Linked DNA regions of Mus musculus: region 2 is linked to region 1. The links are chromatin loops, found by intact Hi-C in ENCODE. Cell type or tissue: left cerebral cortex. All regions are shown on one strand. Links, peaks and the distances in the headings refer to the core of each region. The heading gives the core; the rest is flanking DNA.

Evidence for each region. A loop is a pair of places that touch in the nucleus more often than their neighbours do. Peaks named below come from ENCODE experiments on the same cell type or tissue, not always from the same donor. Only the 100,000 strongest peaks of a DNase experiment are listed, where the experiment ranks them.
Region 2: a loop joins it to region 1, with 2.9 times the contacts of the local background. A loop is called at or near these places in 22 of 42 quality-filtered maps.

What each region holds. Positions count from the first base shown.
Region 1 is chr3:36,138,403-36,154,632 of GRCm38, reverse strand. Zfp267 (zinc finger protein 267) reads right to left here and starts at 3,553. Exons shown (of 4, transcript NM_001101478.1): 1 at 3,438-3,553. The coding sequence starts at 3,440. In left cerebral cortex, for the core only: no CTCF peak of the experiment used is centred there; no DNase peak of the experiment used is centred there.
Region 2 is chr3:35,681,277-35,697,506 of GRCm38, reverse strand. No RefSeq gene overlaps it. Among named protein-coding and RNA genes, the nearest start is that of Gm6639, 23 kb to the right of the region's middle. In left cerebral cortex, for the core only: CTCF peaks have their summits at 4,314 (motif pointing left) and 8,546; DNase peaks (open chromatin) are centred at 4,305 and 8,537.

The sequences.
Region 1 (16,230 bases), core at 5,550-13,549:
GTTTAAAAAAAAAAACAACCTGTGAAATCTGTAACAAAAAGCTTAAAACTTTAACAGAAAAGGTTGATAGTAAGAAACCAAGGTAATCTTAACTAAGGTAATCTTAGTTTGCTACAACATGCTTATATGCAACTTGGATTCAGCTCTTGTTTAGGAAAATAAATGTTTTTAAAGAGAAAGAAATATGCTTGCCTGATAGCTCACTTTAGAGTAAATAACAACCACGTGGTTGGCAGCCATCTTTACTAAGGTTAAAGAGAGGGCATACCACGCGACTCTGTCGCCATCTAGGTTAAGGTAACCACAGATATAAACTATGTCAGTATCCATAAAATTTCTTAGTCCTAAGGAGCCCTCTGCTTTATCTAACCACTTATGTCTTTGCTAACTGTGTTCAACATTAAGCTCCTAAAAAAAAAAAAAAACAAAACTTTTTTTCAGTAAGGAACATGTTTGATGAATAAGGTTTATGAATTCCTAAGGTCTACTCAAGCTAACAAAAACTTGCTTACAAAGGTGTCTGGCCTTTGTCTTTGGTAACTGTGTTAAGCTCTAGCTATTTCAATAAACTGACTCATAGAAGAAACTGTGATAGTCTACAAAGGTATACTGTAAAAGGGTAGAAAAGCAAGGTGTCAGTTTCTCTGTGAACTGTATTCATGGTTTAAAGTTTTATTTCAATGCTAACGGATCTTCAATTAACAGAGATAAAACTGCAAAACCCTGATTTTATAAAAGCCAAGACCTTGCAAACTGTTAAAGATAATTAAGACTTGCAAGTTCAAGGTCAGTTGCCTTATACATGATCAGTCTTTCATGTGCTCCGAACTATGCTTGTAGTCATGTTAAGTATAATGTGATTTCATTTAAAGGGACATGCCTCCTGAACATGTCATCAAGGTTAAGCCGAAAACAAGTAATTGAAAACAAGTACACTTTGTTTAAAATCAGGCCAGATAATAGATTCAATGACAGCCCTCAAGCCCCTCAGAGAGATCTGCTGAAATATGGCATTTCAGGTGTTTAATGAAAAAGGCAGAAACCCCAGCGCCTGGCCACAGCCCTCACCCTCCACCAAAGAAGAAGGGGCAGTGGACTTCACCTGGAACAGAGCTGCGATGGTAACTGGACAAAGAACTGCCATTCACCTCCCCAACCACTAGGACCTGGCCAAACTGTAGACAAGGGCAACACTGGACAATCTACTGCCTCTCTCCTGCTCTCGTCAAGGTAGCTCAGTCCCCAAATTCCTCCTCGGAAAGTTTCTTGGATTTTCTGGACCTGCAGACCAAAGACTAATACTGCCCTGGGTCCTCTGCCTGCAACAAAGCTATCAAGATCAGCATGGAGGAGCCCAGGTGGCCTGTCCAGGTAGCAGGTTAGATTCTGTCATTCCTCATTGATACAGAGGCCATTGGGTCTGTATTTCCTACTCAAATTTATCCCTCTCAGATCTCTGTGATAGTGTTGGCAGTGGGCCTTAGCTTATGTTTAGCTGACTTCAGCCAGCCCCACTGCCTAGGCTACCGCTGCCAGATCAGTCCAGCCATACCTAGAAAGTCGGTTTCACTTTACAAACATTTTGGCCTTACAATAACTTTGGGTACAAAAGTTGAACTTGTTGATGATACAAATTTAAAAACGTTAAAAAGGTTTAAATTATCTTAGTCTCTTAAGTAAAAAAAAAGGCTTCTGGGTAGAGGTTGAGGCCCAATTACCTGCCAGCATGGTGTGGTTTCACATTTAAAAATTAGGCCTTTCTTTGCTAGCTTAGAGCTACCGGGGGTCTCCTGCTGAGAAAGGCCAACCCACAGCCAGGTTTACCTTGCAGACCGGCTTCATGCTGAGAAAGGAAAACTCACAAGACTTATTTCCAGGCTAAAAAGAAAAGGCCTTTTTACTAATCCCTTAAGAACTTTTTTTTCCCCAATGGCTGCTCTCAGGAACCGCCTCAGTGGGTTAAAGGCACTGGCTGCCACAACTGTCAACCTAAGTTTGGTCCCTGGGATTCCCTTTATGGACAGACGACCAGAATCCTCTCACCCCACAGGATCCCATGGCTGGCATGCACCTATCCAGCTCAGAAGATAAATAAACAAATGAAAAAGAGACAATAACAACAGAACAAGGAAGCAAGAAAGGCTAGTGAGTCTAAACAAGGGGACAAGCAGGCCCATGAGCCCTGTCACCTTCCGTCCCTACAAGGGATGCAGAGCAAGGCGGGAAAGCCCAGAACTGGTTTACAGAACACTTCTCCCATGACTACTTGGCAGTCTGGATTCATTCTTACAAACTTGCAGCAAGGATTTAATTAAGCAACCAGAAGGCCTCCTGCATGCTAAGTACAACTGGCAGAATATTGATCAAAAGGCTGAGATAGCTCAAGTGCGTTTCAGATGGGAGAACACCAAGACATCCAGCAGCGTCCCAATGCGGTCTAGCCTCACACCCCAGGCTGCTGGGACGATCAGCCCAGACACTGACATCATTGGATGCTCCTAGACACTGGAGACAAGGCAGCTGGTGTTGGCATCTCTGAAACCCGGGCAAGGAAAGGGCCAAGTAGAGTCAGATGAAGATAGACCCATCACTATGGAAAATCTCCAAAAGGCAAGTACAACCCCAAAGCATTCTGATTGGGGTTCCTGTGTCTAAGGATGACAAAATGAGAGGCATTGTGTGTGTGTGTTTTAATAAAAAATCAAGTGATTTTATGTTAAATATCCATAGGGTAAATCCTTTTTAAAATGTCGCCCAGTGTGTGGAGTGGGGAAAAAAACCAATCAAGCAAAATGTATGTCTATTTGAAATGCTGCGTGGGAAATGGGTGTTAATATTATTTTTTAAATGGGCATTTGGGAATGCGGTCAGGAGATGGAAATTTAGGAATCTTCCTCCAACCAGAGGAGAAGCGAGGACAGGGGAAGAGCAGTCATCTGGATAGGAGATTCTGCTTCGCGTTTATCTAGACTGCTCGGGAGGAGGGACAGGACACCTCACTGAACACTTTCCCTGCGGGAGCCCTACGCTTGCAGGTTATCGCCGCACAATCCGGGCTACTAGGCTGGAGCCTCTGAGGACTCCAGGGCAGCAGGGTCTGACCCTGGGCCTTCACTGCACCGGCTAGCTCGGGGGCGCGGCCGGGTACCGGGGATCTCCAGCTCAGGCTGCGCGGTGACGCATGGCCCACCAAGGGGGACCTCAAGCCGGCCGATCCCAAGGGCCGGCCGCAGGAAGGCGGGGCCGCCGTCGCCCCCCATGCAGTCGCCGGCTCCCCCTCGGCTCCCCGCAGCCCTCCAGCCTCGCCGCGCCACGCACACACTCACCAGCAGGCTTCAGCAGTGCTCACCGTCCTCCCACATCGAGCACTGGCCGCAGCCGATTCCCACCGGCTCTACACAGCCTCCCTCCAGTCTCAGGACACCATGCACACTCACCATTGTGGCTTGACTACGCGGAGTCCGCGTCCTCCCGGTGGATGGCCCGGCACCCTACAGACGCAGGGCAAACGGATGCCGCAGGGCTGAGCTACAGTCTACACCGGAAGAGACCCAGCCTGAGGAGGATTCCAAGATCCTGGACTTCAGAAACACAGCATGAAGGCCCGCCCCCTCTACCCTGTCTAAACGTCTGATTCGAAGTTCTCACCATCGTGCTGCTGATTGGATGACTTTCCGGTCCCGCCCCATCAGGCCCCAGCACTACCCTATGGGCTGAAATGACAAGTTTTTGGTACAGTTGTAGTAAAGCTGACCCTAGAGGAATCATTCCCATTTACTATTGTATATAAAGTCAGACCAATTTATGAATCATATATATGTATATTATTCGCAATAGAGAAGAGCTTTGGCACCATTTCCCCCTGAGCTCTGTCCTTGAATTTCAAATTTTAAAAGGGGAAAAAAATCTCCTGAATCAGCAATATTGAATATAGAAAGGGGGAGTAATACTCAAGTGTTACTGTACTGGCTAGTTTTGTGTCAACTTGACACAGTTGGGGTTACAATAGAGAAAGGAGCTTCAGTTGAGGAAATGCCTCCATGAGATCCAACTGTAAGGCATTTTCTCAATTAGTGATCAAGGGGGAAAGGCCCCTTGTAGGTGGGACCATCTCTGGGCTGGTAGTCTTGGGTTCTATAAGAAAGCAAGCTGAGCAAGCTAGCAAAGCATGCCAGTAAAGAACATCCCTCCATGGCCTCTGCATCAGCTCCTGCTCCCTGACCTGCTTGAGTTCCAGTCCTGACTTCCTTTGATGATGAACAGCAGTATGGAAGTGTAAGCCTAATAAACCCTTTCCTCCCCAACTTGCTTCTTGGTCATGATGTTTGTGCAGGAATAGAAACCCTGACTAAGACACTTACTTAATTTAAAATTTTCTACTGTTCATATTAAAGTTAAAACAGTGATTGTAATAAAACCCAGTATATCCAAACATATCATCATATGTGGAATTGGTTACACACACACACACACACACATATACATATATGTATACATACATACATACATACATATACACATATACATACATGCACACATATGTATACACACACATATATGTGTGTGTGTGTGTGTGTGTGTGTGTATATATATATATATATATATATATATATATATATATATATATATATATATATGTTACTATACTAAATCATCCAAATTCGGGTCTTCAGCAGGTTTCAGGTCACGTCTGTCACAGTCCTCTTCTGAGAGCTATAATTTTCCTGACCTCAAGAAAGTGAGGGGAACCTGAGAATCTCTCCCATTTATGTCAGAAGTGAAGCAACACAGTTTCCTGCCAATATTTCTTTTAGGTCCCAGTGAATGGGGGTAACCATGTCCTAAAACAGATCAGGGGACTTCAACCAGGAGTGTTCAAAGGTGGGCACATGAGGAGGGAAGCCTGTCTCTTGATCCCTCCATGGCCTTGCCCCCCTGTGATTTAAATAGATTATAAGAAAAATTACCACCACCACCACCACCCCTTTTTAGTTTGGCCTTGGACCTAATTGTCAGGCTGTAGATTCGGGTTTTCTTTTGTGAGACATGGTGCAAATTTAATTACCCAACCATATGCACACATGTCTACAAATTTTTCTGTATAATTCAACACCATCTAGCAATAGATCATCCAACTTTAATTAGTGGGGAAGTAAACTAATGCATATATAGCAGCTACTATTTGCCAGGTAACTTAGGATTAAAATATCATTAAGTCATGGTATCGTGCCTGTAAGTGTGCATTCATCTTCTATCTCTGAATAACAAACCACACTAAAACTTAGCGGATGGTGATAAGGCAGCTCCTCACTTGAGGTTCAGTTGAACTATTTCTGATCTGGTCAGCTGATGGGTGTCAAGGTGGTACAGCCCCGGATGGTGCAGCCCCGGAGAGTGAGCTGGCTCAACTTTACTCCTACTGCTCTCATAATGTCCCATCTTTTCAGCTTCCCGTGTAAACTTGTTCTCAGAGAGATGAGGAAGACTGGAAAGAAAAACAAAAAGACCTTTTCAGCCTAGGTATCAGACTAATAATTTCATAGACACAACGTTTTGTGAGCCACAGCAGGAAGAGACCAACTCAGTTGCAATGTACAGAAACAGAGACACCTGTTGATAGGAGCTACAGAAAAACCATGTTGCCTAAGTCTCGGGATACAGGAAGAATGAAGACATGCTAACATTTTTGCACTCAGTACCATTATGCATCTTCTTATCAATCAGGTTTGTGAAATTGTTCCAAGTTAAGGAATATACCCAAATGAAGCTAGAATTCCACAAGACTTCCTGACTTCCAAAGCCCAAATGTTTACTCTAGGACATGTGATCACCCATTTTATATGGTCTTTTAGGACTTGAATAGTAACACTTAATTAAAGGAGCAGGATTTGTGTCCATTAACCAACCATTCATCAGTATTGAGAATGATCTTCTTGACAGAATATTTCTATGCCTTCTGCAAAGAACCTAAATTAATTTGAGGAAAATGTTTCTTTCAAAGAAAATGAGGAAAGATTTGAAAACTCAAGAATCAACCATACATTTTCCACTTTTCACTACAAGAGAAATTTGAAGACATGTATAATGTGCCCCATAGGCATGAAAATTCTTTTCACATTTATTTTTGGAATTAGTATAATATTTTTGTTTCTGCTGCAAGCAGGATGAAATTACTACACCAGAAACAATATCTTACTAAGAAAATGAGTGACTTAAAGACATATGTAGTGTCTGCTGAAAGAGATTTAAATTATTTATCAGACCTTGGTTTCATTTTAGTCAATCATATGCATTTAGAAGTTGATCTTTCTCTTTTAAATTGTACAGTTTAGTGGAATATATGTTTTTAACGTATTTCATACAGATTTCCTGAATCTCAATGGAGGCCACTTAAGTAAGTAACCTTTGCCCAGCACAGCCATCTCTGAGGAAGCTCTCACGCTTCCATGACATACACAGCTGCACTGAGCATCTCTCAGCATGGTTGCTTATTCATGCCTAAGGGGCCTACACTTTGGGTAAGTTGTGGTTTGATATATCTGGATCTAAATTTCATTTATTTCACATTGTTCTAAATTCTTGCAAGATTCCTTCCAAAGGCTGAGAGGATAACTTTGTCTACGTCTAACACATGTGATTTTTCTGTCTACCTTAAGCAGAAGTTGGTACAAAATGTGTACCTTCTAACTTCAATAGCTACTGTCAGGCTAAGTTCATATTATACTAATTATATTATATTATATATGTTAATTTCTCTGTTCTCATTATAAATATTTTTACAAACATTAGGTATTCATTTGTAGTCTGCAGTTTAAACTTCACACATACTCACACATAGACACATAGAGACACTAGTTCTAATCTTAAGTGTTTCTACAGTGAGCCCAATATCATCTCCATCATGCATTTATGACTTTTTTGCTTTTCTTTGAAAAATATGTTTTGTACAAAGAATAGTGTGTTCCATTCAGTCCGAATAGAACATCTTTAGAGGACCTAAATTTTAAAACACATAGATCTATACAAAATTTCATTTTGTCATACAATATTCTTTTCGCTAAGGTTTTGCCTTCATCCTTATCCAAAATGAAAACCGATATAAAATTGACTTTTTGGTGTCCTTAGCAGTGACTGGCAGTAGCCCTAGGCAGCCCTACAGTTTTCAACCTGAAAATTAGTGAGAACTTTTGCTTACTGTAGAAAATATCCTCAACTGGAATGTTCTTGGTCAACAAAATTATGCCCCTCAATTTTGCAAGAGCAGTAAGCACTGTGGACTGGTGAGCCATCTCTAAAATCCCTCTCCATCTTTTTATCCACATGATTTCAGTTGTCAGGGTTGGCAGCAAGTGGCTTTACCTAGTGAGCCATCACAACAGCACACAGAATAAACTTTACCATGTATTTCACTTAGGATTTTTGCGTATAGGTTCATTAGAAATATCAGCCTTGGGCTCTGAGGTTAGGAGCACTGACTGCTCTTCCAGAGATCCTGAATTCAATTCCCAGCAACCACAAGGTGGCTCACAACCATCTGTAATGTGAATCTATACCCTCTTCTGGTAGGTCTAAAGACAGCGATAGTATACTCGTATAAATAAAAATAAAACTTTTTTTTCAAAAGCAAATTTTTAATAGATATTTTCTTCATTTACATTTCAGATGCTATCCTGAAAGTTCCCTATAGCCTCCCCCCACCCTGCTCCCCAGCCCACCCACTCCTGCTTCTTGGCCCTGGCATTGCCCTGTACTGGGGCATATAATCTTCACAAGACCAAGGGCCTCTCCTCCCAATGATGGCCAACTAGGACATCTTCTGCAACATTTGCAGCTAGAGACACGAGCTCTGGGAGTACTGGTTAGGTCATATTGTTATTCCTCCCATAGGGATGCAGGCACCTTTAGCTCCTTGGGTACTTTCTCTGGCTCCTCCATTTGGGGCCCTGAGCTCCATCCAATAGATGACTGTGAACATCCACTTCTGTATTTGCCAGGCACTGGCATTGCCTCACACGAGACAGGTATATCAGGGTCCTGTCAGCAAAATCTTGCTGGCATATGCAAACAGTGTCTGGGTTTGGTGGCTGTTTATGGGACGGATCCTTGGGTGGGGCAGTCTCTGGATGGTCCTTCCTTCTGTCTCAGCTCCAAACTTTGCCTCTGTAACTCCTTCCATGGGTATTTTGTTCCCCATTCTATGGAGAAATGAAGTATCCACACTTTGGTCTTCCTTCTTCTTGAGTTTCATGTGTCTTGAAAATTGTATCTTGGGTATTCTAAGCTTCTGGACTAGTATCCACTTATCAGTGAGCGTATATCATGTGAGTTCTTTTGTGATTGGGTTACCTCACTCAGGATGATATCCTCCAGATCCATTCAATTGCCTAAGAGTTTCATAAATTCATTGTTTTTAATAGCTGAGTAGTACTCCATTGTGTAAATGTACCACATTTTCTGTATCCATTCCTCTGAGGAATCATGAGGGACATCTGGGTTCTTTCCAGCTTCTGGCTACTATAAATAAGGCTGCTATGAACATAGTGGAGCATGTGTCCTTATTACAAGTTGGAACATCTGGATATATGCCCAGGAGAGGTATTGCTGGATCTTCCAGTAGTATTATGTCCAAGTCTCTGAAGAACCACCAGACTGATTTCCAGAGTGGTTGCACTAGCTTGCAATCCCACCAGCAATGGAGGACTGTTCCTCTTTCTCCACATCCTCACCAACATCTGCTGTCACCTGAATTTTTGATCTTAGCCATTCTGACTGGTGTGAAGTGGAATCACAGGGTTGTTTTGATTTGCATTTTCCTGATGATTAAGGATGTTGAACATTTTTTCAGGTGCTTCTCAACCATTCGGTATTCCTCAGTGGAGAATTCTTTGTTTAGCTCTGTATCTCATTTTATAATAGGTTTATTTGATTATCTGGAGTCCAACTTCTTGAGTTCTTTATATATATTGGATATTAGTCCTCTATCAGATTTGGGATTGGTAAAGATTTTTTCCCAATATGTTCGTGGCCTTTTTGTCTTATTGACAGTGTCTTTTCACTTACAGAAGCAATTTTATAAGGTCCCATTTGTTGATTCTCAATCTTACAGCACAAGCCATTGCTGTTCTGTTCAGGAATTTTTCCTGTGTGCCCATGTGCTCAAGACTTTTCCCCACTTTCTCCTCTATAAGTTTCAGTGTCTCTTGTTTTATGTGGAGTTCTCTGATCCACTTAGACTTGAGCTTTGTACAAGGATGTAGTCTCCCCTCCCCCAGCCTGAAACCTGCTTGCTCAGGGGTGGAGCTTCCTGCTCATTCGTTCTGCCACGCCCACTGCTGGAACCTGCGGAGCCACACACGAGCACCTTTCTACTGGACCAGAGATTATTCCGCGGGAATCGGGTCCCCTCCCCCTTCCTTCATAACTAGTGTCGCAACAATAGAATTTGAGCTTTGATCAGAATAACTGTCTTGGCTACATCTCTTTCTCTCGCCACCTAGCCCCTCTTCTCTTCCAGGTTTCCAAAATGCCTTTCCAGGCTAGAACCCAGGTTGTGGTCTGCTGGCCGGACACAACACAAGGAGATAAGATTGGGTTGATTTGCCTTCTTCTACGTGCTAACCTCCAGTTAAGCCAGCACCATTTGTTGAAAATGCTGTCTTTTTTCCCACTGGATGGTTTTAGCTCCTTTGTCAAAGATCAAATGACCATAGGTGTGTGGGTTCATTTCTGGGTCTTCAATTCTATTCCATTGATCTACCTGTCTGTGGCTGTACCAGTACAATGCAGTTTTTTTTTTCACAATTGCTCTGTAGTACAGCTTGAGGTCAGGCCTGGTAATTCCACCAGACATTCTTTATTGTTGAGAATAGTTTTTGCTATCCTAGGTTTTTTTGTTATTCCAGATGGATTTTCAAATTGCCCTTTCTAAGTCAGTGAAGAATTGAGTTGGAATTTTGATAGGGATTGCATTGAATCTGTAGATTGCTTTCGGCAGGATAGCCATTTTGACTATATTAATTCTGTCAATCCATGAGCACGGGAGATCTTTCCATCTTCTGAGATCTTCTTTGATTTCTTTCTTCAGAGACTTGAAGTTCTAATCATACAGATCTTTCACTTCCTTAGTTAGACTCACACCAAGGTATTTTATATTACCTTGTGACTAGTGAAGGGTGTTGTTTCCCTAATTTCTTTCTCAGCATGTTTATCCTTTGTGTAGAGAAAGGTCAATGATTTGTTTGAGTTAATTTTATATACAGCTACTGCACTGAAGCTGTTTATCAGGTTTAGGAGTTCTCTGGTGGAATTTTTAGGGTCACTTATATATACTATCATATCATCTGCAAATAGTGATATTTTGACTTCTTCTTTTCCAATTTGTATCCCCTTGATCTCCTTTTGTTGTCGAATTGCTCTGACTAGGGCTTCAAGTACTATATTGAATAGATAGGGAGAAAGTAGGCAGCCTTGTCTAGTCCCTGAATTTAGTGGGATTGCTTGAAGTTTCTCTCCATTTACTTTGATGTTGGCAACTGGTTTTGCTGTATATTGCTTTTACTATGTTTAGGTATGGGCCTTGAATTCCTGATCTTTCCAAGACTTTTATCATGAAGGGGTGTTGGGTTTTGTCAAGTGCTTTCTCAGCATCTAAAGAGATAATCATGTGGTTTTTGTCTTTGAGTTTGTTTATATAGTGGATTGTGTTGATAGATTTCTGCATATTAAAACCATCCCTGCATCCCTGGGATGAAGCCCACTTGATCATGATGGATGATTATTTTGTTCTTGAATTCAGTTTGTGAGAATTTTATTGAGTATTTTTGCATCAATATTCATAAGGGAAATTGGTCTGAAGTTCTCTTTCTTTGTTGGGTCTTTGTGTGGTTTAGGTATCAGAGTAATTGTGGCTTTATAGAATGAATTGGGTAGAGTACCTTCTGTTTCTAGTTTGTGAAATAGTTTAAGGGGAATTGGAGTTAGGTCTTCTTTGAAGGTCTGGTAGAACTCTGCACTAAACCCATCTGGTCCTGGGCTATTTTTGGTTCGGAGACTATTAACTACTGTTTCTAGTTCTTTAGGGGATATAGGACTGTTTAGATCATTAATCTGATCTGGATTTAACTTTGGTACCTGGTATCTGTCTAGAAAATTGTTCATTTCATCCAGGTTTCCCAGTTTTGTTGAGTATAGCCTTTTGTAGTAGGATCTGATGTTGCTTTGAATTTCCTCAGGTTCTGTTGTTATTTCTCCCTTTTCATTTCTGATTTTGTTAATTAGAATACTGCCCTTGTGCCCTCTAGTTAGTCTGGCTAAGGATTTATCTATCTTGTTGATTTTCTCAAAAAAACAGCTCCTGGTTTGGTTGATTCTTTGTACAGTTCTTTCTGTTTCTACTTGGTTAATTTCAGCCCCGAGTTTGATTTTGTCCTGACTTCTACTCCTCTTGGGTGAATTTGCTTCCTTTTGTTCTAGAGCTTTTAGGTGTGCTGTCAAGCTGGTAGTGTATGCTCTCTCTAGTTTCTTTTTGGCGGCACTCAGAGGTATGAGTTTTCCTCCTAGGACTGCTTTCATTGTGTCCCATAAGTTTGGGTATGTTGTGGCTTCATTTTCATTAAACTCTAAAAAAGTCTTTAATCTCTTTATTTCTTCCTTGACCAAGTTATCATTGAGTAAAGTGTTGTTCAGCTTCCACGTGAATGTTGGCTTTCTATTATTTGTGTTGTTATTGAAGATCAGCCTTGGTCCATGGTGATCTGATATGATGCATGGGATAATTTCAATATTTCTGTATCTGTTGAGGCCTGTTTTGTGACCGATTATATGGTCAATTTTGGAGAAGGTACTATGAGGTGCTGAGAAGAAGGTATATCTTTTTGCTTTAGGGTAAATGTTCTCTAGATATCTGTTAAATCCACTTGTTTCATAACTTCTGTTAGTTTCACTGTGTCCCTGTTTAGTTTGTTTCCACGATCTGTCCATTGATGAGAGTGGTGTGTTGAAGTCTCCCACTATTATTGTGTGAGGTGCAATGTGTGCTTTGAGCTTTACTAAAGTTTCCTTAATGAATGTGGCTGCCCTTGCATTTGGAGCAGAGATATTCAGAACTGAGAGTTCATCTTGGAAGATTTTACCTTTGATGAGTATGAAGTGTCCTTCCTTGTCTTTTTTGATAACTTTGGGCTGGAGGTCGATTTTATTCGATATTAGAATGGCTACTCCAGCTTGTTTCTTCAGACCATTTCCTTGGAATTTTTTTCCCCAGCCTTTTACTCTGAGGTAGTGTCTGTCTTTGTCCCTGAGGTGGGTTTCCTGTATGCAGCAAAATGTTAGGTCCTGTTTATGTAGCCAGTCTGTTAGTCTATATCTTTTTATTGGAAAATTGAGTCCATTGATATTAAGAGATATTAAGGAAAAGTAATTGTTACTTCCTGTCATTTTTGTTGTTAGAGTTGGGATTCTGTTCTTGTGGCTATCTTCTTTTAGGTTTGTTGAAGGGTTACTTTCTTGCTTTTTCTACAGTGTAGTTTCCATCCTTGTGTTGAAGTTTTCCTTTTATTATCCTCTGAAGGGCTAGGTTCATGGAAAGATATTGTGTGAATTTGGTTTTGTCATGGAATACTTTGGTTTCTCCATCTATGGTAATTGATAGTTTTGCTGGGTATAGTAGCCTGGGCTGGCTTTTGTGTTCTGTTAGGGTCTGTATAACATCTGTCCACGATCTTCTGACTTTCATAGTCTCTGGTTAGAAGTCTGGTGTAATTCTGATAGGTCTGTCTTTATATGTTACTTGACCTTTTTTCCCTTACTGCTTTTAATAGTCTATCTTTATTTAGTGCATTTGTTGGTCGATTATTATATGCCAGAAGGAATTTCTTTTCTGGTCCAGTCTATTTGGAGTCCTGTAGGCTTCTTGTACGTTCATGGCATCTCTTTCTTTAGGTTAGGGAAGTTTTCTTCTATAATTTAGGTTTGTTTTTTTTTTTTAAAGGAATATCAGCCTTTAATTTTTTTCCTTTATTGTTCTTATTTGGCTTTGATAAGTGGCTATTGCTGTTTATATATATATATATATATAAACATATATATATAATTATATATATATAATATATATATATAATTAGTATCAGTGTTTCCTTTTGTAAATTTATTATGTGTATGGGTGTTTTGTCCACATGTATGACTGTTCACCACATGCATGTCTATTTTTCAGGCCAAATTAAGACATTGTTAGATCTCAGAAACCTTGGAGAAACTGCTAACTGAGGTGCCTATTAACATATCAAAGCAGATACTGGCCAGCTTCCCAGCATCCCTCAGTACCTGTGGCTCCTCCCAGCTTTCCTCACTCTCCACTGCTCTAAACCTCTCCCTCCCAGGGGCTGGGCTGCTGCTTTCCCTCCCCCAGCTGGATCCCTGTACAACAGCCATTTTGACTATTCCCATCTCTTGGCCTTTGCCCCTCAGGGTCACCTCTCTTGATCAGCTGTTCCACTCTTGTTCTCTCTCCCTCTCTCTCCTCTTATAGTCCCGTTTAGTCTGCCAGCCATGTTCAGCCTGTACTTTTCCTCCTGCCTGATTCTTCCCATATATCTATAATAAAAATCTCCATACTTTAGGAATAATCATGTCTTCCTCTTTTAATATATTTTTTTTTTCATTCAGGCATCAGATTTTTGGAATTGGAATGGGAATTGTTAGCACCATATAGTTACTGGTAATAGAATCTAAATCCTCTGTCAGAGCAGGCAGTGCTTTTAACAACTGATCCATCTCTCCAACCCTTTGTATTAGTTTCTCCTGTTTGCCATTTTTAAGAGTTTAAGAATGTCTGGAATTAATTATTTAAGTATTTTGTAGAAATCATTAGTAAAAACCTCAGATTCTGGATTTTTCTTTAGTGGGCGATTATCGTTATTATTGTTGTTATTATTAAATCATACTTGTTACTGATTTATTACTTTCTATACGTGACTCATGTGGTAGGGCAAAGTTTCTTCCATCTTGTCTCTGCTAGAGCAATCTTTGGCTTAACTGGAAAAGACCTTCTCACCCCCATTTTCTACCCTGCCATGAAAAGTCCCACGGGAAAGTACGCAATCCTGTTCTAGAAATTCAGTCAGAATGCCTTAGCTAACTGCATATTGCTTTTGGCTTCTATTGAACTGTGTACACGCTTAATTTCCCCCTGCAACTGCCAACCAGGATGTAATAGTCTTTCTGTGATTTTTGCCTTTAAAAGCTCCCTGTAAAATATAATCAAGGCTGCTCCATGAGAAGTGTTTTTCTTTAGGAAGTGGCTGCAGATTAAAACAGACTCTCAATTTGGATTTAGGTCATGCTGAGTGGTCTTTCTTTGGGTCTGTACACCACAATATTTGGACATCCCACCAAAATACTTTCGAGATCCTCACCAGTTTGACCAACCCTACAATCTCCATGCAGGCCATGGACTTTGGCAGGGGTACTTCTTCCTAGAGGGTGTAAACCTGTGATATTCCAGGGCTCTGAGAAAGAAAGTGTCAACACTTGCAGCTATCCAGGCCCCTCTGTCACCCCTATCTAAATTTCCCTCAGTGAGAGTTGCCTCATCTGTCACCTCTGGTTGTGGGCTATGGCATTGCCCTGTGATATACCTGGTCAAGTAAATTGGACCCTGTAACCACAGGGTGGCCCACCTCTCTAAGAGCTGTGGTGGCTGCCACTATTCTAGTAAAAGAAGCAGACAAGTTAACTCTAGATCAAGATCTTATACTCAGAGCACCCCATGCAGTTGAGGCTCTCCTCTGAGGAACACCAGACCTCACTGGCTAACTAATACCCGTAAGGCCAAGTACCAGGTCCTACTCCTGGACCACCTTCAAGTCCAGTTTTAGAAATTCAGCACCATCAATACTACTACCATCTTACCAGATAATGACTCACAAGTGCTCATGCATGACTGTCTCAAGGAGATCATGGTGGTCCAGGAGACCCAGTGCTCTACACAGATGGGAGCAGCTTCATTAAAGATGGAACCAGGAATGAAGGGGCTACAGTTTACTTAACTGGAAAGATTTAGAACCAAGGCTTAGGGCAAGGAACCTCAGCCAAGACAGCAAAACTGATTGCTCTGACCCAGGCTCTGGGATGGAGAAAAGGAAACATTTTATATACATACATACATACATACATACATACATACATACATACATACATATATGTATACATGTATGATTCACACACACACATAGACAAATGGAAAGTCACTATGCCTTTGCTACTGTACATGTCTAGGGACAGTACTCTATAGAGGAAATGGGCTTCTTACCACTTGGGGAGGACATTATGAACAAAGAGGAAATCTTGGCTCTTCTAGAGGTGCTTTGGCTTCCCCTACAAGTTTCTATCCTCCAGTGCCAAGGGCATTAAGAAGATGACTCTTCTGAGGGAAGAGGTAACCAGGCCACTGACCTGGCTGCCTGACAAGCTATACAACATGGAGACCTACTGATACTCTGATGACATACCTTGACCCTTTGTTGCTTGAGACTCCAATGGTACAACCAAGAGGAATTAGAGCAAGAAGAAGAAAAGAAAGACAGCACAAGCCCACACTTCATTGGAGGGAAATATAATCCTCCCCAAAACAACTGGCAGGACTCTGATAACACAGATCCTCACCAGGCTACTCATCTGGGCTCCACAAACTTTCTGAGTTTCTTAGACCAAGGGATGTTATACCTAAATTAGACAGCCTGGTATGAAATGTTTCAGCCAGATGCCAGGTTTCTACTTAAGTAAATTCAAAACAGACGGCCTTTACCCAGGAAGGAATTCAAATGACTAAAGGACAACACCCCAGCAAACTCTGAGAAACTGACTTCACTGAGATCTAGCCTACCAGAGGAGGATACAAGTATTCAGCTGGAGACTCTGGCTCACCGCCTTGCATGGTCTGGTAAACTCCATTCCTCCCCTTTTCTCCAGTCCCACCCACTCAGAAAGCCTCTGAACAAAGAAAAGGAGACAAAAGCCTGTTCCACATTTCTGACAACTGTTGCAACCTTCTCCCCTGATGTCACCAGCCACCCAAATCCCATCTAAGTGACCATACTTAGGCACAAGCCCAATTTGTGGCTAACACATCATTTTTCTTCACCTACAATGGATAAAAACTTTCCTGCAATAGCCTGGACATGATTTCTCTGGCCTCATTCTCTGAGACTGGTGAACTCACCTGGGAGTTGTTCC
Region 2 (16,230 bases), core at 4,043-12,042, 460 kb after region 1:
CTGAGATAAGGAATGACGGAATCCTGGGAACGGATGGAGATTTTTCCCTAGCGGTAGGGATTACTGCCTCTTGCATGGGTCTGGGGTGTTATGCCAAGAGCTCCCTGACAGGAACATCCTTCTGTAGGAGGCTGGTCATATGAAGATGCTGTTGTAAGGAAGCTGAGTATCCATGTTGCACCAGTCAGTGTTGCCAAGCATTGTTTCGTTTTGAACTTCTATGCAGTCACATGGTGTCTTGTCTGACTATTTCCCGGTGGGGGCACCAGTCTCAAACTTGCGTCATTTGCCTCTTTCTCCTTTGTCTACAGAGCTGCCTTGATTGTTATTCTTAGTGGACATTTAGATTTGTTAAATTTGTCACACAGTTTCTCTGTATTTTGAAAAACATCAGGAAAGAAGTTGAAAGTAAATTGATTTACAGTTTGGCTAAGGTAGGGCTAGAGGTGGGGATTTGAGCTAATGCCCTGCTTCCCATGCCTATAGACACCTACAATGTATAGAAAACAGTAAGAACATATGTAATTAACTGTGAGGCAGGCTAATAGTCCTTTGAAGGTGCAAAGAGGACCTGGGCCCCATGTTGTTGGGTTGTTTGAAGACACTTAAAAAATTAAATGTAGGCAGAGGGAAATGCAGTCTCAAAGATCTCTTGTTTTAATAGAGAAAATAATCAGGTTTGTGAGTCCTATGGTTTTCCCTTAATCTGGACCTGTGAGAGTTTCTTGTTCTTGATTTTATTCATTTGATAGGTGGGGAATGCAAGCTTTTTGCATCTACTCTTTGGATGTCAGCCTCAAGCTCCTGAGTTCTGAATCTTGCTAAACACAGCACAGAACAGTGATCTTCTGAGAGCCGAAGAGAGGGCCAATCGAGGAGTGATGCGTTTTGCTGAAGCATCTTTTCAGAGCATGCTTCACTGGGATTGGATGGCAAGCAAAGCTTCTTCTCCAGCTAATCACAGGCAAGATTGAGACCTGTCCCCATTAGGTCGGTAATAAGCATTGTGAAATAGGACAAGGAGCCAGGGTGTCGAGTTACAAAAAAGCCCTGTATTGTCTCCTTCTACCCCAAACATAACTTGGATGACCCAGATGAACCCCAAATGCAATCCAAATCTTCCTAAAGGAAGAGAGGAAATGTGATAGAGAGGAGGGCAAGAGCTCACATTGGCCAGGTGTGATCCTGATTTGGAGACAAAGGAAGGGACCCAGAAAGACAGCACAAGGAATGTTTTGGAGGCTGTAAAGAGCAAAGGGCCAGGTGCCACTCACAGGCATGTCCACCCTCTTGGCTCTGTAACACAACCCTGTCACCTGCAAAGTCAATGCTCAAGAGTTGCACAATTGAGTGACAAAAAAGTCTCTCATAATCTTTTAAATGATTTACTGGGTCATGCATTTCCCCTAGGCAGGGTGCTGTTTCCTCGTGGAGAGTGTGTTCCCCTTTCTCATCTCCTTTGGGGCAGATTGATTGCCAGTGTTGAGAGATGATACCCAGTTAGTTTCCTCAGGGAACCCCTGTGGGGTTTGGTTTAATTTTATTTCCTGCTGGAGACTGAACCAAAGCTTCACAGAGCTCCATGCCCTGCCCAGTTCCACCTGCTCGGTGTTTTTTAAGTGAACAGTATGAAAGCAAACTCGGCATAGGAGCTTCTGTTTCAGGGAGCCACGTTTGGGTAGAGGTCCATGCTCCACTTGGGTTTTTCAATCAGTTTGCTGCCTTAATATATTCAAAGCTAGCATCTCCACCCTGTGTGGCCCGTGGTGCTTCCAAGTCCTAAGTTTCTCAGTGGTTCAGCAGGTCCAGTTAGGTTCCTCCTGTCAGGGATCTCTTCAGTTCCGGTAGCTCTTTTTCCTTGGATGAGATACTCTGCTTGTTACACCTACTGATACCCCTTCTAGTCTCTTTTACTGTTGTTATTTTTTCTCTTTCTCTTCCTCTTCCTTCCCCTCCTTCTTTGTACCCTCTTTCTCAGTTATTTTTCCTCTTAATTTTTTATTTAAGACAGGGTCTTTCTATATAGACCGTGATGTCTTGAAATTCAGAAATCCTCCTACCTCAGCTTCTTAAATTCTGGGGTTAAAGATGTGTACCACCAAGGCCAGTACCATCTTATTTTTGAGACAGGGTTTCTCACTGAACCTGAGGCCTTTTGATTTGTGTAGACTAGCTGGCTTGCAAGCCAGGATTCCTCCTGTCACTACAGCCTCAACTGGGTTACAGTGTGTGCTGCCATACAGGGCTTTTCCAAGTGGCTTCTGGGAGCTTGAACTTAGATCCTCTTTCCCATCATCTAAGTCATCTATCTTCCCAGCATTTTCTTCCTTCCTACAGATATTCATTTTTCTTCATTTAGTGGTATTGTCAGGATTTAAATAAGAAGGAAAGTATGTGGTTACTTTATTTGCTTAATCAGAAATCAGCCTATATGCCACCAGAGAGTGGGCTCAGCAGTAAACTGTATACTGTTGTTGTAGAGGGTAGGAATTCAGTTCCCAGCACCCACACCATCTGTAAGCCCCAGGAAGGTCTGATGCTACTACCCATCATGGGCACCACCACATCCTCCCCCACATACACATTATTAAAAAATAAATCTCAAAATTAAATATATCAGTCATTAATTTCAGTGTTTCAATTTTTTTTTAACTGTATGTCTTTGAGGCAACACATAATGGGATGAATTCAAATAATGTTTTGAGTCGGAAAAGCAGAATTTTATCACTGCCTTCTCATGCTTCCCTGCTGGGCTCAAGAACTAATTTGACACATGAAAAAAGTAAGAGGAGAACATAAGTATTTAATCTTAGTTTTGTGGACTGGGGAGCTCCGACTGAGAACTAAACATCAGGGAAGGGGTGACGTTCGAATGCTTTTATATTAAGTTGAACAGAGACACGAGTACAGAGAAGTAAATTCTGTAGGAGGCTAAAGGAAAATAGGAATTGTTTTAGCAGGGTTTGTTTGTACAGAATCCTGTTTGTTGTGCCTCCCCATTGAGAGGCATTCTTTTTTGCCTAGTCTTCAGTGTAGGTTTTTTTTTTTTTTTTATTCTCCTGTATGCAAGGAGAAGGGAATGAAGGGGATTCCTTTCCTTCAGCATCTGCTGCTTTTCAAATACCTTCCACTCCAAACAACACTCATGCCGAAGTGGCACATTCCAGGAATTTTATAAATGGACTGACAAAGGATCTAAAGGATTCTTTTGTTCCTTACTTTGGCTATCAAATTATGACAGAGTGACCACCCCTAAAATCGGGATGCTCTCGGGAATCTCATACTACCAGAAGAAAAAGTTTCAAGCCTGTAGCTAACCAGAGGGGCACTTGTCGCTAGAAACTGGTTTGCACCTTGTCCTTGCAGGAGACAATGATTTGCAGGTCAGTGATCTGCAGGACCCTACCTTGACCAGGGCTATTTATGCTTTCCCCAGGCCTTTTACTAAGTTAGCTCATGACATCCTCCTGAAGACAACCGGGGTGGGAGGTGCCAGTAGTGAGGGGTCAGAGACAAAGCTCTACACCGCCATCCTAGCCTGAGCAGCTAGCTACCCAAGATGTTTAAGGACCAAGATGTCAGGCGGAAATGGGACTTCAATAGCAAGAATTTCAGGACTGTTGGAGCAGAGATTTTGTTAATTGTTTTCATACAGGCTTACACAGAGGCCTGAAAGAAAGAGTGTTGCTCCGACGAAAGTAAGACACAGCCGGAAGTACAGGTGTAGACTATTCACAGGAATCACACTTCAAGAGTCTTAGCGATGACGTCACCGGAGGCGGGAAGACGAGGACACACGTCACCTTTAGCACCCTTGGGACTTTTATGAACCTTAACTCAGTCGCTGAAAGAACTTTAAGATTTGCCAATTTATGAAGCAGAGTTGGTGATTTCATCAAGGGTATCTCAATGGAAATGTAAGCTCAAGGGCGGAGAGACAGATGAGGGCTCAAAAGACAGTAAGCACATCTGGGAACAGTGGATTGATCGATCCAGCCGGTCTCCGATGACTCCCAGAGAGGTAAAGTGTGTCCTGTGTGTGAACTTGTAGGAAGAACATCTACTTACCATCGTATGCTTATACATGATCGGGCATGCACATGATTAATAGCAGATGTATCATGGGAAAAGACAGGCATAGTGAGCAAAGGCTTGCTTAACGTAAGCCTATCAATGAAAACAGGAAAGCAAGGGCTGGAGAGATGGCTCAGCAGTTAAGAGAACTTCCTGTTCTTCCAGAGAACGTGAGTTCAGTTTCTAGCATTCATGTCTGATACCTATAATTCTACCCAGCTCCAGGGACTATGGCACCCTCTTCTGGCCTCTGAGGGCACTGTACTCATGTGGATTCTTTTAAATCACGTGCTCTCGCTAGAGGTTCAGGCTGTGCTCTCCTCTGTTATGTGAAAGCTGTGCCCTGGGTGACTCCATTTTACAAAGCAGCAAATTCAGAGGCAACATGACTGTCCACGTAGATACCACCGGAAGCACAGACTGCCAGATAACTGATTCTTTTTTTTTTTAATTTTTTTATTAGGTATTTTCCTCATTCCAATGCTATCCCAAAAGTCCCCCATACCCTCCCCCCCACTCCCCTACCCACCCACTCCCCCTTTTTGGCCCTGGTGTTCCCCTGTACTGGGGCATATAAAGTTTGCAAGTCCAATGGGCCTCTCTTTGCAGTGATGGCTGACTAGGCCATCTTTTGATACATATGCAGCTAGAGTCAAGAGCTCCGGGTTACTGGTTAATTCATAATGTTGTTCCACCTATAGGGTTGCAGATCCCTTTAGCTCCTTGGGTATTTTCTCTAGCTCCTCCATTGGGGGCCCTGTGATCCATCCAATAGCTGACTGTGAGCATCCACTTATGTGTTTGCTAGGCCCCGCAGATAACTGATTCTTAAAAAAGGTACCAATTATAAACTTATCAAAGTAGATTTGAAACCACAACAGAAAAATCCAGACCCAAGAAACCCTCAAACACACAGGCCAAGGAAGGGTGAGATCTCCTTACCTAGACCCCACTAACAGACACTCAATACCATGATGATGACAGTCCCAGCAACGGTCATCCACTTGTCTGGTATGGGGGCAGAGACTTCTTGAGCTTCAGCCCAGCAAGCTCCTTACTTCTTGAAACATCCCTTATGAGTTGCCATCTGTTGGTCTGTCTGTCTATACCTATGGACCAGGTCTTCACCACTGTCGTCCTGCGTTTCTGCCCTACCTTGTGGTCCCATGATTCAGCTCAGTGCCACCGGCTTGCTCTCCAACTGGATTTTAAAACTACCTGCAGTACCTGCATCTGTACCAATTTTTTTGTAAAGCCCTCTTTGAACTATACCACTTCATTAACCCATTAGTAGCCATTCTGCAATTTACATGCATACAGACACACACATGCACATACACATGTATGCACACTTGTGAGTCTGAAGTACAATGTCAGATCTGAGAGTTGATGTTAGTGATTAAGACCGGAATAAAGTAATGTGTGTTGCCAATAGTCTGCTATCAAGGGAAACTGGGACACCCAGGTAAACCGTAGCCAGCAAAAGCAACATAGCTTGTGAATTTATCATTATTTAATAAAGTCTGACATCGTCAAGAGTCTCAATGTGCCCTTCTGTGTTTTGTGCACAGAACACATTTAAATTATTTTCCTCCTACAGTTAATGTGTCATGAATCCTTTATTTATTTATTTATTTATTTATTTATTTTGTCTTCAATATAAATTTATTTGGTTTAATACTGCTTGAGAGTGACTTAGGTTTGGGGAGTCCTCAGACTCTTCAATACTCCTCAGCCTTACTAGGTCTCCTTATGACCATGATAGGCAGAGGGGAATGTGAACATGATTTGGGGACATGTGAACAGAGATTTGGGTACTCTCCTTAAAATCATCATCTTGTAAAACTAAAGACAGAAGCCCAGGTAGAAGAGCTTTAAAGTAGGCTCTTCAAAGAGAAACACTACTTTCTATAATCAAACACTATATTAGTTTTTGTTTTTATTGATTGTGGCAGGGCCTGGTGGAACACACACACTTTTAGAGGCAGAGGCAAGCAGATCTTTGAGTTCAAGGCCAGTCAGATCTCTACGATGGATTCCAGATCAGCCAGGGCTACACAGTGAGCTCTTGTCACAAAAACAATGTATTTGTGACTCCTAAGAGATGAACACTCTTTCCATTATGGTTGCTGAAAGGCCTGTGGGCATGTGTATATGGACTGATCATCAAGGTTGGCTACACACCTCAGGCAGTGGCCACAGCATAGCCTTTGTCTACAAACACTGCCTCATTTATCAAGTAATTTGTCTTCAAAGACTATTTCATTCATCACACAACAGAAAGAAATTATGTTAAGGACTGCACTCTGATGAAAAGGTCAGGACTGTACCCAGGTACTTCTAACTCCCTTCCATACTGTGAAACTTGAGGTGGTGAGATCTCACGCCATCTGTGAGCACATCCTCGTGGACTTTGACAATGCCGGATGATACTCATTGGCAACTGAGAAGCCCAAGTAACTAAACAGTTTTCTTCCTTTTTCATGTCTCTTTTGGAATTAGAGTTTTAAAAAACATGCTCATGATAATTAATATCTTATCTGGTATATTTCTAATGATAAAATGATACTAATCTTGGTTTTAGTGAGGTTACACATGAAGATTTTATGTCCTTTTGTTTAAGCATGTATTTGTTGGTGTTATCACTGTTTGCTTACCCTAAACCTCTCCCTTATTCAAAACTAGTATTTAAAAGAGTCAAGGGTTTTCACTGTCTCTCTGTGTACACTTATGTGTCTACACGTGTATATATATTCTAATTATTCAGTATCATCTGGATAAAAGAAATTTAGTTTCTTAAAGTTTAACTTTAATTCTATTTACTCTAGCTAGAAATACCCAAAATTTTCTGGTGATGGATGGAGGGCCAATCAATCAGTGGGCTAGAAAGTGGGTCTGTTGCAGGTGACACCTGTAGCTAGGGTCCTGGTGTGGCTCAAACCCTGAGCTAGCGGGAGTACAGGCACCTTCTGAGCCAAGGTATCAGTGTTAGGGTTTAGCCTTGGAAAAATTCCTTGGCAGATAGGGGCCATGGAATGCTGCAGAAATCACACCAACCAACAAGTCTCATACAAGAGAGAGGATGGGGAGGGGGTGGTGGTGGGATCCTTTGGAGGAGGAAGTGAAAGGTAACCTCTCAGTGGGGACAACAGAAAGACAGGGATGCCCCCTCACGCATGCGCGTAAACACACACACACACACACACACACACACACACACACACACACACACAGAAAGTAGGCCACAGAGGCTAATTATGTTATCTCAGGCTACAATCTTTCTCAGAGAGCAGTTCTCCAGGAGCATCCACCAAACTATCTAACGAAGTCTCTCTTCCCTTTTGCCCTTTTCCCACTTGGTCAAGGGCTATTGATTTAAAGTAGATTCAAAGTCTGTTTATTTAGGTTCCCTCTCCCATTCTCTCCCTCCCTCCCTCCCTCCCTCCCTCCCTCCCTCCCTCCCTCCCTCCCTCCCTCCCTCCCTTCCCCCTCCCCCCCCTCTTTCTTGGTAGGACCTCAGATAGCCCAGGCTAGCCTTGAATTTACCATGTGGACTAAGGATAACCCTAAGCTTCTCATGTTTCTGCTTCTGTCTCTTCTTTGGTGGGATAACAGTGAGCACTTCCATGCTGGGTTTACACTGTGCCAGGCATCGAACCCAGGCCTTTGTGTGTGCCAAGGCCTACCAAGGCAAGTACTCTACCAAGTGAGCTACTGCTCTTTGCTGCTTCCTCTCCCTTTCTTTCCCATTTGTTTGTTTTTAGCATAACAGAAAAACAGCATAGCTTCCTGGAAGAAGCTAAATACTTTTGCTGAAGTCGTATTGGCGCTTTACTGGAAGGTGACTCTTTATCCATAATTTAAAAATTTTTTGAGAGTATATTTAATTATATCATTTCCCCTTTCCTTTTTCTTTCCGCAAACCCACCCATATACCCCCTGCCTACTTTGCTCTTTTTCAAATTCATGATCTTTTTTCTTTAATTGCTATTACACATACATGTACACACACACACACACATTCCTAAATACATAAATACAACCTGCTCAGTCTATATACTGTTACTTGTATGCACATATTTTCAGAGCTGACCGTTTGATATTGGGTAGCCCATTACTGTGGTCCTCCCTGGGTAAGGCTGTTTTTCCTGATTTCAGCATTCCTTAGCTCCCCGGAGTTTTTAAAGCTGAAGGGGCATGAGCCCTAGAAGGTGACTTTTAGACACATTTGCAATGGAATGTTCCTTGTCTTACCCATTTCTAGACATTTAAGGCACACAAACTTTGGAGAAGCTATGGGCCAAGACACTTAAACAGACTTTTGTATTCCTAGACCTTGTCCAAAGCTCCTACCTCAGTCTCTTGCCTGCTTATGGTTCAGGTGTGCCGCAGTTCATAACCAGGCAAACTCACGGCTTCTCAAAGCATTACCTAACTGGAACCATAGGTTGAAGCATACTTTGGTGCCACCTTATGCTAAGCGGGCAGAATTGCACCTACTTAGACCAGCTTCATTGCCACGCTCTCAATGAATTGAAACAAGGAACCTATAGTACTTTTGTGTGTGTGTGCTATACCTTAATTTCTTTTTTCAAATGTAATATTATAAAAGTGATAACCATATTGAATGACATTAAAATAGATGATTTAGCATGGACAAATATTCGTGAGAAAGTTATATAATCTGTGTTAAATTTCCTTTCTGTTTCTATCACAGGATACCCTAAGACTGGAATGAGGCACATGAAAACCACTTTGTGTATTATTGTACAATTGATGGGAAAGTCAGAAAACCATGGATAAATCAAAGGAAGCAGAGTAGCCAGCTGCTGGTGGCTGTGGCAGTCAGTACTTAGAAGGTCCTGACCATGTACCAGGACCTCATTTAATCCTCTCATATCCCTGTGAGATTAGCACAGTAACTATCTCCATTTTAAAGACTGGGAAAGGGAGGCAGAGAGATTTAGTGACTTGCTTAGGGTCACGCTGTTAACTAAATAGCCCAACCAAGGTCTGACTTTTGAACCCGTGTATTTGGCTGTAGTGTCTACAGTTACTAGGTTATTATCTCCAACGTTAAGACAGTAGAAGGAATAACATATGTTTATTGAGCAATTACTGTGTGGAGTAAGTAGTCACATGTTTCATCTTATTTCAACTTTGCACCGACTTTATGAGGAGCATATGGTCTCATTTCAGAAATCAGAAACCCAGTGTTACAGAAGATAGCTAACTTGTGCAAGATAAACCCAGTGTTACGGAAGATAGATAACTAACTTGTGCAAGATCACAGAGAATAGGTGATTCTTGATCTGCATTATTTCACGGCACAGTTCTTTGGTGGCAGGGGAGGGGGAATGTCAGGCAGGGGGAAGAGGGGGAGAGGAGGAGAGGTTGAGAGGAAGGGAAACACACACACACACACAGAGAGAGAGAGAGAGAGAGAGACAGAGACAGAGACAGAGACAGAGAGACAGAGAGAGAGACAGAGAGACAGAGACAGCGAGCGAGCGAGAGCTATCCTGCGACATACTTGGCTGGGGTGTCACTTGCCATTCTCCTACCTTAGTGTCCTGACTACTGCTCTGGGCACAGGAGTGGACCATCATGACCAATGACAGCCCTAGTTACTAACCACGCAAACACATGGCCTCTCAATGCATGTGACAGGAAAAAAAAAATCTTAGTCTTTTAACTGAGATGGTTGAAATCAGAGTGTTTCAGGTTTTATATTTCTTTTGTATTTTGGACTATTTGCAGATATGTAATGACATATCTCACTTTAATTTCATAAGCACCTCATATATAGCCCAAAGGTAATTTTTAATAATGTCACACAAATGTATAATTATAACATAATTTATAATATAGATAGCTTACATAAATAAGTTTCTTTTTCAGTATCTCACTATGCATACACTGGCTGGCTTAGAATTTACTATGCGGATTTGGCTGCCATCAAACTTGTGGGAATCCTCTTGGCTCTGTCTCATAAGGGCTAGGATTACAGATATGTGCCACTGTGCCTTGTGTGTATAATATCTTTCAAAGTATTTAATATTTAAAATTATGTATGTGTGTATGTGTGGCTGGGAAGGCCCCTGAGGAGGCCAGAAAGGAATTCTGAGCTCCCTGAAGTTATAGGAAGTTGCCAGAGGCCTGATGTGGGTTTGGAGAACTGAACTCAGGTCTTGCAAAAGAGCAGCAGGTTCCCTTAGCTGCTGAGACATCTCTCCAGACCAATATTTTAAAATGTACTTCTGTCTTTACTGTTATCAGTTACATGGGTTCTGATGTGAAAATTTCTACTGTGGTACCATGTCCAGGCTCAAAATGTTTCAGATGTTTAAACATTGGGTTTTAGGTTTCTGGTCTAGAGATTCCCAGCTTGTATAACAATGATGCATGATTTTTAGATCAGTAAGATTTCTTTCATTCCTGATGGGCATTTCCCAGTCTGTTGTCTCGAATGGAGGATCATTGAAGATGTGAGAGCAAGCAGAGCAGAGGCAGGTGCTAGTACATAAAGTTAAAGAAGGAAAGAGATAAAAGTTCCCCAAAGTGGGAGAGTTTCTCAAGGGAAACCCACCTGGACAACAATATGAAACGGTCTAGGGACTTTTTAATAAGAATTATGATGAATCCTTTGAACACATTGCAGGATGAATCAATCATAGGGCCTTTTCTGGCCTAACCATGGAAGTCATTCTGCTCAGTTAATGGTAGCTGAAGACCACTCCAACCCTTGTCCACCTCCAGCTTCTTAGTTAACCACTGACCTTATCTGTCTGTTAGCTGTACCCAGTGTTGCTACTGCTGACCCTGGAGGTGCTGCTGACTGCTAATGCAATTGTGCTCTTTGGTGTCACATTGACGTGACCTGCTTTGTAGTGTCCCCATGGAACTGACTCCAACCACAGCTACCGGGATGTAGCTTCCTTTGTTCCTGGTCACTTTCTATTTGACGCCTTGTTCACATGATGGTCTAGGGTTCTCTCTTTCCCGAAATAGGTGGGAATTTTTAGGGACTATACTTACTTACAATTTAGTTTGTTATAATTAGCTACACAAGAAGCAAAGGACAAGAGAGGACCCAGTACCTTGCATACGTGTTCTCTAGGGCACTGGTTCTCAACCTTCCTAATGTTGCAACCCTTTAATACAGTTCCTCATGTTGTAGTGACCCCCAAACATTAAATCATTTCATTTCATAACTGTACTTTTGCAACTGTTATGGACTGTGGTATAAATATCTGATAAGCAACCCCTGTGGAAGGACATTTGACCCCCACAGGGGTAGCAACCCATGAGCTGACAACCACTGCTTAGCAGGACACTGGTATTTGGGTTTCCCCCATATCTGAGGTCTATCTTGGATTTTTGGCCACCTGAGCACTGTTGAGCATGGGTTCTATCTTGTGGAGTGGGCCTTAAATCCAATCAGAGAATAGTTGGTTATTACTACAGTGTCAATGCCTGTATTGCACCAGCATGTCTTGCAGGCAGGTTACAATTGTAGATGGATTTAGAGCTTCTCTGGTAGTGTGCAGAGTACTTGCTAGTACTATGAAAAGATAAGTAGCTCAAGTTAGGCACCACCTCAATTTCTCTTTGTTCAGTCACATATTTAAGTGTTGTCTTTAGCAATAGTGCTAAACTATGCGTTTAAACAGTTTGCTGGAAACAACCAATAGCCATGGCAACAGCTTGAAATGTTTTGGGAGTTTCCATCGGGCCCCTTGGCCAACAACTCAACTAGATGTACCCTATTCCTGGCACTAGATGGTTTATTTGGTGGTGAAAGTATCTAGTTGGGGCATTGTCTTCCCTGCTATTTGATGATTCCATTTGGATTTCTTTTCTATATATTTTAAGAAGTTTCTACAAAAGTAGGATTCCCTATGACTCCTCAAATGACCCTTAGTTAGCTGTCCTTCCTCTATTCCCTCCCTTACTCATCCTTTCCTTTGCCCTCCTCATTTAACTCCCAACTCCTGTTCCAGCATGGAGACTTTTTTCATACCTTTTTTCTGTATTTTGTATTTCTGAAATGGCTAGCTAGCAGGATTCTGATGACATAAGTGTGACAGTGTATGTGAATAAAGTGACTGTTTTAATTTCACTGCACATCTTGGGATATATTTAACATTTCACATACTTAATTTAGGAATGGGAAAATCACTTTCTTGAGAGCATTTAATACGAGCATTTGCATTTCTGAACATACGTTATAGTCACTTCACACATGCATCATGCTTCAGGAGTGCCAGAAGCAATCTATACTCTGAGGCCTAGGCTGGTCTGTGTGCTCTTCTGCTCCAGTGGTGCGACTGATCATGTGTCCAACCATTCCGCACTGGCCACTCTCACTTGTGCCATGGCCTGATCTTCTATTCTGAGAACGTATCAGTTGACAGGAAGCCTCAGCAAAACATTGGATGGCAGCGGACACTGAAGACTCATTGAGGACAGGACAGAGAGATCAGAACTGTGGAACTAGTTTGAAAATAAGACATCGATTGTTTCAGGTAGTGGCTGGCTCCTGGGATAGGTTTTTGCTAGGGCTGACAGCTTTTTGTATAGGTCTCCTGTTGCTCAAGTGCCTGTAATAAACACTGAAACAGACCATCGGGAGGGCAGACATGGATGAAAGGGCATGTATTCTTATATTTGGGCTGGTGGTTTTCTAGACTCATGGTGGTCCTTATGTTCTTTCATTGAGTCTGGGGTAAGACCCACACTTCCGCTGTTTCCTCTTTAGATCTGCTAGTTAAGCTCTGTTTGTCGTCCTGTGTGTATTTTTATATGATTGAGAGTGAAAGGATTTGTTGGGATGCTAAATCATAATCAGAGACAAGATCTCCAAGGTGTTTTCCATAAAGCTTCCGGAGCAGTGCAATACAAATACAAGTATCTCTGCACTAAGAACCTTCCAGAATACTGGAGAAAAAGCCTACTAGATTTAACTACTATTATTATTTATTACATTGTAACATTTTCACATGTATGTATCATTGTACTTGGCTCACGTTAAATATATCCCACTATTACGGTTTCCATCCTCCTTCCCCTCTGTTCTCTACCCCTTAAACAGGGCCCTTTCTGGCTTCATACATGTATGTGTATATACATATCTGTCTATGATGGAAATGATGGAGTATGTGTCTTCTTTCCCCATTACCTTTTCTGCTCTCCCCTCTCCTCTCCATTGAGACATCTTCCTCTTCCCTCACACCCCATGCAGTCCCTCTTTTAATTTGTTTTGAGACAGGGTTTCATGTAGTTCAGGCTAGTCTTGAATTTAAGGTTGATATTAAATACTTGGTCCCCTTGCCTCTATTTCCTAACTACTGAGATTACAGCAGACAGTACCACATTTGTTTTCCTATAATTTTAAGTTGATTGATGTTTGGACTGATTCCATTTGTAACTGAAGATAGTACAGCAAGACAGATGGATCTATAAGTATTTTATAATATGCTGAAATATAGGTATGTATGAGAAACAAAACACTATTGTTTTGTTTTGTTTTTAGCAGCTCTTGGTAGCCAAGGTTTTATTTATTTATTATTTTATGTATATGAGTACACTGTAGTTGTCTTCAAACACACCAGAAGAGAGCATCTGATCCCATTAAAGATGGTTATGTGTCAACCTGTGGTTGCTGGGAATTGAACTCAGGACCTCTGGAAGAGCAGGCAGTGCTCTTAACTGCTGAGCCATCTCTCCAGCTCCAGTGGTTCTACTTTTAAAATTTAAGGACTCTCCACAGTGCCCACATACTGGTTGGACCATAATAGTCCCGTGAGCACTCAGTAAGAGTTTTCTCCCCCAGCAACTGAACCAGGATTTGATATCTTTTATTGTTTTATTTTTTGGATGTTGGCTGTTTTATCTGGTCTAAGATGGAATCTTAATACATTTTTTTTTCTTTCCATGATTCATACATTTAGTGTTTTAGTGGATTTGTTAGTGTTATAGAGTTTGTGTTTTATCCATTGTTGGGCCGATTCATTCACACATCATACAGTATCTCAAAAGTAGATCCATGCTTACTTTGCTAATTTCAAAAATTAAAATGAGTGGAAATGTACATCTGCTGCCAGCTTTCAGCTTTCCAGTACAGTGTATCATTGAACAAACAGATGCATGCTTGTTTCAGTTCACATCTCAAAAAACAATCTCAAATGAACTGTTGTGAGCAAAATGCATACTTATCAAGGGAAGCGTGTGGCTCAAGGTCTGAGATTGCTTGTTAATGTTTCCAGTATTCCAACAAAGTCTTCAAGACTCGTCTTCAGTTTGACCAAGACCTCTGACTTCTGACAAGTCCCCAGTCTTTCCTCGGCTGCTCAGACGATGCCACCACTATTGCCTAGAAGTGGTTTGCCGTCTTGTCCAGAGTCACTGCTGACCCCTGACCTCTTGGTTTCCTGAGTGGATGTGCTTATCAACTAAACTGTAGGAAAACATTCTCACACATTCAGAGAGATTCAACCATTGCCTGCTTCCCTCAGTAGCTAGCAAGTCTGAGTACATCTGGAGAAGAGATTCATTATAGAATAACTTCTATTTTCCATCACATGGTCACATGCTAATATTGATATGTCTACTAAACTAAAGGTACAAAACTGGGCAGTTGCTAAACTAGCTCATAAAGTGGAAACTTTATAACCCCATGGAACTCGAGTCTCTTAGGAACTAAACACTTCTGGAAGGTTAATTACTAAAACCAGAAGTGTTATGTTACTATTCTGTGGCTCTGCCTTTCCAAAATACACACTATGAGAACACAGCAAAGTTGATGGCAGAGCTGGCTGAGACAATCGCTACAACTATAGAATGGCCAACATCTTAAAAATTCTGCAGAATAAGGAATTCTTATCAAAGGTCATGTAAGCCGGGCTTGGTGGAACACGCCTTTAATCCCAGCACTCAAGAGGCAGAGGCAGGCGGATTTCTGAGTTCAAGGGCAGCCTGGTCTACAGAGTGAGTTCCAGGACAGCCAGAGCTATACGAGAAACTCTGTCTCGAAAAACCAAAAACCAAAAAGGTCATGCAAGATGGCCTATGTAATACCTGGAGTGGGGCCTCTGCTGTCTGGTGCTCTTTACAGCCAAGGTTGTTTGATTTTTATCTAGGGACTGGTCAGTTCACAGGTCATTTGAATGTTCTAATGTATAGTTCAGGTTACTTAATCAAGCACTGTGCTGTCAAAGGACTTATTCTAAGTCAAAGGAGGAAAGGCTGTGATGTGAAATACAGAGAAAACTTCATCTAAATAAAAATAAATATCTAAAGAAGTAAGATTACTCTCTGTCTCTTTTCTCATTTGATAGACCCAAGCTTGTTTGGATTTAATTTGTAGTTATTTCAGGCGACAATGAAGATTTAGATTACAAACCATGGAAGGGCTCAGATGATCCCAACATTCCAACTCTTTTGACATGGCTTTTTCTAGGAAGTCTAATGAATTCACAGCCTACTGCAGTGTGTTCCTTAGGATGGGACAAGGCAAGCTAATGAAGGGCGCTTAAAATTTCATCTTTTACTTCATGCCACCTGACCACATGCAGAGGGGTGGCACCTCGTGCTAGACCATCCTACATCAATCAGTAATCAAGAAAATGTCCCACAAGCTTGCCCACAGGCCAGTCTGATGTGGACATTTTCTCAATTGATGTTCTCTCTTCCCAAATGACTCTAGCCTGTGTCACGTTGACATAAAACCTGGCCAGCTCACGTTGCAACTAAAGAGGGGAATGAAATATGTTAATTTTTCCAAAAAACAGCAAGGAGCAGACTACATGGTGAAGAATTACTGGGCTGATATCCAGCAGAAGATGGGACCCAGGATGTGGACATTTGTCTGAGAAGAGTGTGACGACTCTGAGGCACGGTTATGGGATTATAATCTGAGTTGAAAGATATATACATAAAAGTAACTCCCCTTCTGCTTTCTAAACTAGCATAAAAACGTACTGGAAGTGAATCAGTTCTGGAGAAGTACACAGTTTTCCTATCATATGGGCATCCCTTACAAGGTTCACTGACTCTAAGTGCCCCAGGTCCCTGAAGAGAAACAAACGCACCCAAGAGGAGTTAGTGGTTTGTGGCCAGCCTGGGCTACAGATACAGACAACACAAACTGCATCT